Linked DNA regions of Mus musculus: all the other regions are linked to region 2. A link is a contact called in ENCODE POLR2A ChIA-PET data. All regions are on one chromosome and are shown on one strand. Each heading gives the region's core, a stretch centred on a gene start or an enhancer-like site at or near the end of the contact. The rest is flanking DNA. Distances are from core to core; before and after follow the strand shown. Region 1 overlaps Lrrc8a (leucine rich repeat containing 8A VRAC subunit A). Region 2 holds the start of Tbc1d13 (TBC1 domain family, member 13). Region 3 holds the start of Kyat1 (kynurenine aminotransferase 1).

The links. ChIA-PET counts read pairs that join two places held with the same protein, here RNA polymerase II (POLR2A).
Region 1: POLR2A ChIA-PET joins it to region 2 with 10 read pairs in embryonic stem cell. The contact joins the enhancer-like site here to the promoter of Tbc1d13 in region 2. POLR2A ChIA-PET finds 5 or more read pairs at or near these places in 4 of 5 experiments (Patski and embryonic stem cell).
Region 3: POLR2A ChIA-PET joins it to region 2 with 16 read pairs in Patski. The contact joins the promoter of Kyat1 here to the promoter of Tbc1d13 in region 2. POLR2A ChIA-PET finds 5 or more read pairs at or near these places in 3 of 5 experiments (Patski and embryonic stem cell).

The regions. Positions count from the first base shown.
Region 1 is chr2:30,249,380-30,252,236 of GRCm38, reverse strand. The region is part of intron 2 of Lrrc8a (leucine rich repeat containing 8A VRAC subunit A); the gene reads right to left. Among named protein-coding and RNA genes, the nearest start is that of Lrrc8a, 13 kb to the right of the region's middle. Within about 2 kb of position 1,315, at least 1 of the 3 ENCODE cell types and tissues checked has a DNase peak (open chromatin) inside an H3K27ac peak, as active enhancers do.
Region 2 is chr2:30,132,286-30,135,108 of GRCm38, reverse strand. It overlaps Tbc1d13 (TBC1 domain family, member 13), which reads right to left and starts at 1,363. Exons shown (of 12, transcript NM_146252.3): 1 at 1,197-1,363; 2 at 239-312. The coding sequence starts at 1,219.
Region 3 is chr2:30,204,341-30,207,106 of GRCm38, reverse strand. It overlaps Kyat1 (kynurenine aminotransferase 1), which reads left to right and starts at 1,260. Exons shown (of 13, transcript NM_001356474.1): 1 at 1,260-1,474. It overlaps Gm31201 (a long non-coding RNA gene), which reads right to left and starts at 1,258. Exons shown (of 2, transcript XR_374214.4): 1 at 1,116-1,258.

The sequences.
Region 1 (2,857 bases), core at 66-2,565, 120 kb before region 2:
CATTCTGGGTGCTATGTAGCCCTTAGCTGGGCTCTGTGAGGGTAATGAACATCCAAAGTGTACCCCACCTCAGGCCAGGTGTGGGCTGATCCCAGAGGAGGCCTGGGCCTGAGAGTGGCTTGTGTAGAGGACAACCCTAACAGCAGGGGTATTACAGGCGCAGTTTGAACTGGCATGGTCTGCTCCCCTCCCCCTCCTGAGCCAGACCAGATGCTTCTCTAGCACACAGTCCACAGCACACAGTGAGTAAGAAACAGAGGCACTCTCACAAAGAGAAGGGTGGGAGTGGGCAGGGATGGGTGTGGATCTGGGTGTGGTAAACCAGCAGTTTCAGGTGGATGTGGCTTGGGTAGAGCCAGCAGGGTGGCCCCTCCCACTTCCTGCCTCAGGGAGGGACTGGAGCTACAGGGAGTGGTGAGGTGCTGTACCCTCCAGCAGCCCAGGGGGCAAGAGAAGTAAGCACCCACACTGGGAGCAGCTCTCCATGCAGAGGCTGGGAACCGGCCCAGTCCAGACTCCACTGTGCTGCCCATGGCGTTCTCGGCTAGCTTTGAGATATGATGAGATAACTACCATAAATGTAACCATTGTGTAACTCCTGTGTCTGGCCAGTGCTGTGAGGTAGAGCTGTGGCTCAGATGTCCCCACTAGCTACTGCACAGCCTTTTTGTCTTACACAACAGAAACTTTGTCATTAAGTGCCTGCCCATCTCCATGGACCCCATGGTTCTAAGTCTCTCTGGGATCATACAGCACTGCCCTGCTTAAGAGGACACTGGAGTAACAGGCGGTTGTAAGTCACTTCATATGGGAACCAAATGAAGGCGCAAGAGCCTTAGCCACTAGGCCATTTCCATCTTTCTTTTCTTTTTTTTTCCTTTTTTCTTTTTCTTTCTTTTCGGTTTTTCAAGACAGGGTTTCTCTGTATAGCCCTGGGTGTCCTGGAACTCACTCTGTAGACCAGGCTGGCCTGGAACTCAGAAACCCACCTGCTTCTGCCTCACAAGTGCTGGGATTAAAGGTGTGTGCCACCACCGCCGGGCCTTTCTTTTCTTTTTGAGACATGGTTTCACTATATAGTTCAGATTGACCTTAACTCAGCAATCCTCCTGCTTCAGTTTCCTAAATGCTGGGACTGTAGGTATGCAGCACACACTCTGCTTCTTCCCTAAGGTTCAATATTACCCGCCATGCCCATTTTACACACGGGCATACATGCTCAAGACAGACTACACACCCAGGCACAGTGCAGCCCAGCCAATCCACACCCGGGCCATTCCAATGAGGAGACCTACCTGGCAGCTGTCCTGGACGTGCCTGAGTGAGAAGGGAGAGCAGTGGAAGGATGAGAGAGGTGCATGAGAGGAGGACCTTTCTCTGCAGGCTGTCTAGCTTCTCTGTCTGGAAGGAGTACAGACTCCAGGGAATGTGCCAGGGAGTGTAAAATATGGGTAAAGGATCTGAAAGGCAAGTGACAGAACCCAGTCTTCTGCCCCTCCCCAGACCATTCAACAAGACTGCAGTGGGAAAAATACTACCTCAGTTTCCTAACACAGTCAGGCTACCATGAAAATATGGTGGGACTAAGGCCCTGAGCTCTGCAGAGGAGCAATAGACTGGGGCCAGGCTGGCTCTGCTGCTCTCTAGGAGAGTGAGCTAGGCAGATGGCTTTCCCTTTCTGAGCCCTGACTCCTTCCTGACATAGTGCCACGTTTTAGGCCAGAGCCTGGGGCTGGGGGTGAGGGGAAGGGGAACGAATAGACACCCCACCCAGTGTAGTAAGCTCTCCAGCACTTGCTACTGAAAAGAAAAGTCTGTGGGCGCAGTCACAGAGGAGATGAACAGAGTAAGAGACTAGGGTGAGAGAGAGACAGGGTCCAGCACATAGGAGATGGGCAAGTGGCCAGTGGAATGGGAAGGAATGGGCACTGTCAAGGAAAAGCTGGCCCAGAGCACGGAAGGATATGAAAGTGTGCTCCTCTGTACCAACCGCAGCGAGGCTCTCCATGGAAAAGAGGAGGCAGAGAACTAAAATGGAAGCTTAGGTTTCTAATCAATATACACTTTCTTCTTGGTTAGAAAACTATATGGAGGGCCTGGAAAGATGGCTCAGCAGTTAAGAGAACTGGCTACTCTTTGAGAGGACCTGGGTTCAATTCCCAGCACCCACAGGGCAGCTCACAGATGACTGTAACTCCAGTTTCAGGGGATCTGACAACCTCATACAGACATACATGTAGTCAAAACACCAGTGCACATATAATAAAAATAAATAAATCTTAAAAACAAACAAAATTTTTTATGGAGCCCATGGTCATGGCTCAAAGGGCAAGTATTTGGCCAAGCCCTGGGTTCCATTCTGAGCACCAAAAACCTCAGAGCATAAGATCCAAAATACATTACAGCCTTAAAGAAGGAAAGGGAACAGCTGGCAGTCAGGTGTGAGGATCAGGTGTTCTACAGAGCTCTGAGACGGAGTTCAGAAGGCAACAGGGAAATAGGTCAGGTCGGGTCTCTGCCCCAAGAGGTGCAGAGCTTGGAGACACTCCTAAATGGAGAACAAGGATGAAAGGGGGTGAAATAGACGAAGGGAAGGCGGAAGAGGCTGTGCCCTCTGTGCCCTGCCACACTATAGCCACCGCTTTGTTTATTTGTAGGAAAGGGCTTCATATAATCCAAGTTGCCCTGAACACTGCTCTGTGGCTGAGGATGGCCTTCAGTTTCTGGTCCTCCTGCCTCCACTGCTCCAGTGCTGGATAGTAGGCAGGTAGCATTACACCCAGTTTACAGAGTACTGGGGATCCAGGCCCTCACGCGTGCCAGGCAGCTCCACCGACTGAGTCCCATCCCCAGCCCC
Region 2 (2,823 bases), core at 114-2,613:
CTCTCAGCTCTGATCCACAGCCAAGTAGAGAACCCGGGAACCACCCTGCAACTTCCTTAACTCAAGAAACGAGCTGAGAAATGCTGAGAGGCCTTCCCTAGGCACAAAGGGTTACCACCGGTGCAGTCTTCAGGCCACTTCAAGGGATTTGGGGGATCACCCCCCCCCCCCAGCTAAGGGCCAGCTTTCTGCCGGCAGGCAGGTTTCCAGGGAAACCCTGAGTAAAAGTGCATCTTACCACTAAAACTGAGTTCTCGAAGCTTTTCCAACACAATGGAGGGCTCCTTCAGGACATCCTGGAAATCTGCAATCCTTCAAGGGCAGAAAAGGAAACGCCAAGGTAACAGGCTTAATGACCACTCTTGCAGCCAGCCCAAAGATCTTTCACTCCCAACGGTCTCCAACTACCAGCTTAGGGAAGTGGACAATACAAGTTTCTTCCTCTAAGATCTGCCATGTCAACGAAAAGCCATGAGAGGTATTCTAATCCAAAGGGTTTGAAGTGAGAACTTAACATTAAGCACTGTCCACTGTTAGCGAGCTGGCATTTCCTGGGCACTTGCTGCGGCCAAGCCCAGCCCACAGCACACCACTACCCGAATTCACACAACCAAGCTTCCTGCAACCAGGAGTAATTGGATCCACAGACAACAGACTTGTACAATCTCCCCATGGCTCCCGAAGCTCTTGGCTGGGTAAAGGGGAGGGGGCACAGACTTCTCGGGCCTGCCCTCAGGCAAAGACAAAAGACTAAAAATTAGTCCTGGAGTGACCAGAATTTAGCGGGCGTTGCAAGATGTGCCTGGGGTGGGGGTAGGAGGTGGATTTAAGAGGCCAGATTGGAGAACCTGGATCCCCTGGTGTTTCTCATGAGCATGGAGCACAGGGACAGGGGCATTTGGGGGCGGGGGAAGGTGCGAATCCTAGAGCGAGGAAGCGGGGAGGGTAATAGGGGGCTGGACAAGGGAGACACTAGGGAAAGGGGTCCCGAGTGAGAGAGAAAGAAAGGTGACACTGAGGTAAGAGAAGCATCTCTGCTTCTCGCCTCTGCCACACAGGCAATGAGACCGTAAGGGGGCTCGCCGCCGGGGGAGGGGGCTGTTCTTGGCCGCACATGCGCTGAGCAGCTCTCTCTGTGCGAAGGCCCGGCCTGGACGGAGCGGTCTGGGTGCAGTCTTGACCTCAGGTCTCCTTACCGGCTCTTGTGCAGACTCGACATGGTGTTGACTTCCGGACTCCCGAGCTGCTTCTGCAGCCCCAGCTGCCGCCACCGCCACCGCCCCCCTCCCTCCGGGGACACGGGGCGCTGGGCAAAAGCCTCCGGCAGGAAGCAGAACTTGGAGCGTGCGCGTTCCGCGGGGGCGGGGCCGCGCTGGGTCCGCCCAAGGGTCACGTGACGGGGACTTCTTTAAGGCTAGGCAAACCGTCAGTTGAGCGTCAGGACGGCGTGACTGTCAGTGATCCCGCTGGCTATGAGTCTCCCGCCCTCAGTTTCTGATTACTGAATACACTTGTCTATCTCTCTCACTCCCTGTCATTAACTGCGGTACAGTTGTTTGGTTGATTGAACTAGTTGTTTGAACTAGACTTAGTCTCCGGTGTGGTCTCATTCAATGTCGAGTCCTTCCTTATGGAAATGACCCTGTTGCTCAGTAAATACCTCTCGGAGGAGCCGGAGGAGTACAGCTCAAGGTTTCCTTGACTTTGGAAGTTCATAAACTAGAATTCTGGCAAGCCTGGCGGTGGTAGCTCACGCCTTTAATCCCAGCTAGAAGCAGGAGGATCTTTGAACTGACCTACAGAGTTCCAGGACAGGAAGAGCCACACAGAGAAACTCTGTCTTGAAACTCCTCCCCTCCCCCGCACTCCCATCCCCAAGTAGAATTTCTGTAATTGCACAATTTTAAAGCAATAGAAAATGAAAAACAGGAGCTAAGGGTGTAACTCAGTTGGTAAACTCAGTTGTGAGTGTGAACTTAAAAGAGCAACTATGAAAATCATTGGCTAGCATGCACGAAACCAGGTTTCAGGTTCAGCACTCCTTGTAGCTGGATTTGGGGAAACATGCCAGTAATGCCAGCATTTGAGAGGTGGAAGCAGGAAGATCAGAAGTTGAAGGTTCAAGAAGTTCACTCTGCTAGAAGTGAATTCGCTGTTGATGCTCCAGGGAATAAAGCACTCACGTGAGCGTGAGCTCTGGCGTTTGGATCCACAGAATTCATGAAAGAGCTGCCAAGAGGGGCGGGAATGTGCAAGGTTTAGACGGCAAACAGACTCGCTGGACTACCTTCAGTGAATAAAGGGGAGAGCCATCAAGGAAAGCAAATGGCCTTTAGGTCAGGGCCCCTATACACACGTTATTGCTACACATATTTGCACACACAGGCACACAATTTCTTCTGTAAATTATGTGTATGGGTGCTTTGCCTGCATGTATGTCTGTGCACCACTTACCTGCCTGGAGGTCAGAAGAGTGTTGGATTCCTGTGGAACTGGAGTTGTAGATAGTTGTGAGCTGGGAAATGAACTAGACCCTCAGAAAGAGTAACTAGAGCTCTTAACTTCTGAACTATTTCTTCAGTACCCCTCCCACACACACACAATGTTTTTTTTAATTTAAAAAAGAGAGCTGGGGGCTGGAGAGATGGTTCAGTGGTTACGAGCACTACTGCTCTTCCAAAGGTACTGAGTTCAATTCCCAGCAACCACATGGTGTCTCACAACCATCTGTAATGAGATCTGATGCCTTCTTCTGGTCTATCTGAAGACAGCTACAGTGTACTCATATACATAAAATAACTAATTAAATCTTAAAAAAAAAAA
Region 3 (2,766 bases), core at 11-2,510, 72 kb before region 2:
GGCAGGTGAAAGAGCCCAGGGATGGCAAAGAGGTTAGTATATGTATCCCACCTAGGTTCCTCTGCGGTCCCCCCACAAAACCTGCAATCATTTTTGCTTCCTCCCTTGAAGCTCCTTCAAGCAGCAAGTCAAAAACCCAGCCACCTGCCCGGATTCCTGATTCACAGGGCAATCCCAGAAGCCCCCACTCTCTACAAAGGCCACTGAAGTGTAACGAAACTGCTCTGTAGCAGGTGTCCTCAGCAGACGAAAACCACTGGGGAGGTGGTGGGTCACAAACGTCTCTTGGTCTCCTGCCTTGTCCTCTACAGACCCTGGGAGACAAGAAGGTCCAGAGTCAACACCCAAAACCCAAACAAGCTATGGAACTGGGAAAGCAGGGAGTCAAGCCACCCCAGTATCTCCTCACAACACTAGCCTCCAGTCCCTGCTTCCCCTGGACTGCCACAGGGGAACCTAACCTTCACCAACTGTGTGGCCAGGTCACTTCCACTGTCCCAAGCCTCGGAACATACTCTTATCCTCCTTATCCTCCGTCCCCAGCACAAGAAGCAGACCTCCTGCCCTTCCTCCTGCGCTGTCTGCTAGTCTGTGTGCTCCAGAGAGCAGAACAGTCAGCAGGGGTTGAAGGTTTTGCTGCCACCTTTCCAAGGCAGAAGGTCTTTGAAACTTTCAGGTCCTCCATTCTTTCCTTCTCAATTTAGCTTCCAATTTCATTGTCCCCTGGCTTCCCAAGCTGTGTTCCTTCAGCCTGGACGCGTCATTGCTGACCTCCAGCTCTTCCAACCTCACCTCCCTAGATCTGTCACTCCTGCCCAATGCATACATGCGACGGGCTAAACCAATAGGAGAATCGGTCTTTTCCAGCCTGAGATTCCAAAGACCAGGGAATAGTCCCGCAGATCAGAAAGAGGGAGGGGTTCAAGGAAAGAGTTCGGCACCAAGTACTAGGGGAGCCCGGGTGGAACCTCTGGGAAGGTGCACGTGCGCGGAGGGGCGTGGATCTGCAGGGACCGCGGCGGAAACTCGGGTGAGAGGTGCGAGCGGAGGTCGGGCCCGCGTCATTGGATTCAGGGAGGTGACAGCGCGTCCCTTTCCATACTCGACCCACTCACCAAGGCCCGCTGTTCTCGGCCGCCACGCAGGCAGCCCTAGTCCTGGGTCTGGCTACCCACAGCCAGTCGCGCCGTGGGTCTTTGGCTCCTTGTTTTGTTTGTACCGCTTCTTAGGTCTCCGCCCCGGAAGTGATGTCACCGAGCGCAAATGCTTGGGGATCCTAGGCTGTCGCCCAGTCTTTAAAGGGCACACAGAGCTTCGCACTGCTTCTGACAGTTCTCTTGAGCTAAGCTGCATCTGGGCGGAAGTAGCCCATCTAGGGCTCGGCCTCTTTAAAGGAACAGACTTCTGCAACCTTGGGAATACGTTTGGGGTCGCGGGTTATTGGACAGAGCAGCGCTATTGTTTGCTGAAGCAGGTCAGTTCCTGGTTGCCGTGCGGGGTTTCATCTAGATCGTGTGTTGAAGTTAGCTAAGGTTTGCGAGTGCTGTAGCTCTTTGATCCATGTGCTCCTGTTTGTATGTGATGTGTAGCTTCTCTGAAAGAAGGATCTATCCCCTGAGAAAAACTTGCACACGCGGTCTTGGCAGCTCTACACTCAGTCACAGAACCAGTTAGACTAGTTCTCTCTGCACCCACGTCCACTCTCCCAAGGTAGTCCTGGCCAAGAAGATGCAGACTGCGCTAACGGAGAATTGCCTGCAGAGCTAGCGCCAATAGTCTCTGTGGGTCCTTCTGGGTTCTGTCGGTTCCCGGGCTGCACGGCAATTGGATTCATGTACTAATGTGGGACAACTTCCAAGATAACTTAGGTTAAAATAATAATAATAATAATAATAATAATAATAATATTTTTTAAGTTAATGGGACAGAAAGAATAGCCTTCAGTCCTACTGAAGCCTGCTATGGTCAGATGTGCAAAACCCATGTTCTACCAGGCATATCACAGACATGCCACATGACCTGCAGGAAAAATGGGGCTGAAAGAGGCTGAAAGAGAGGGTGAACGAAAGAGAACAGGGCTGTCCCGCGTAGGTGGACTCCAAGGCTTACAGTCCTCCATAGACCTGGAGTATCATCTATGAACAAATGTGACCACAATGGTAGACACCAGGTGGCCCCGCTGGTGGGTTCACCGTTTTATACACACCAGTTCTGTTTACCAATGGGTGAGGCACAGAGTTTGGAAAAGGATTCCCACAGATGTTCACTCCCCTCCCACCCGCAGGAGGGTTTGAAGACACCAGGTCTCTCCCTCTGCTTCCTGGGAGCCTTAGCACTAATTTTTGGATCTCCTGTGTAGTCGACCTAGTAGGGAGCTCAGGGTCTCACAGCCAACAGGACACTGTTTCCACCCTATGTTTCTGTGAGAGCAACAGACAACCTGGCAGTCAGTTCCTGTGCTGAAAACTTTTTTTTTTAAGATTTATTTATTATTATATCTAAGTACACTGTAGCTGTCTTCAGAAGAAGGCATCAGATTGCATTACAGATGGTTGTGAGCCACCATATGGTTGCTGGGATTTGAATTCACGACCTTTGGAAGAGCAGTCAGTGCTCTTAACCGCTGAGCCATCTCTCCAGCCCTGAAAACTTTTTTTTTTAAGATTTATTTTATTTATTTTATGTAGCTGTACAGATGGTTGTGAATCTTCTTGTGGTTGTTGGAATTGAATTTAGGACCTCTGCTCGCTCCAGCCCAAAGATTTA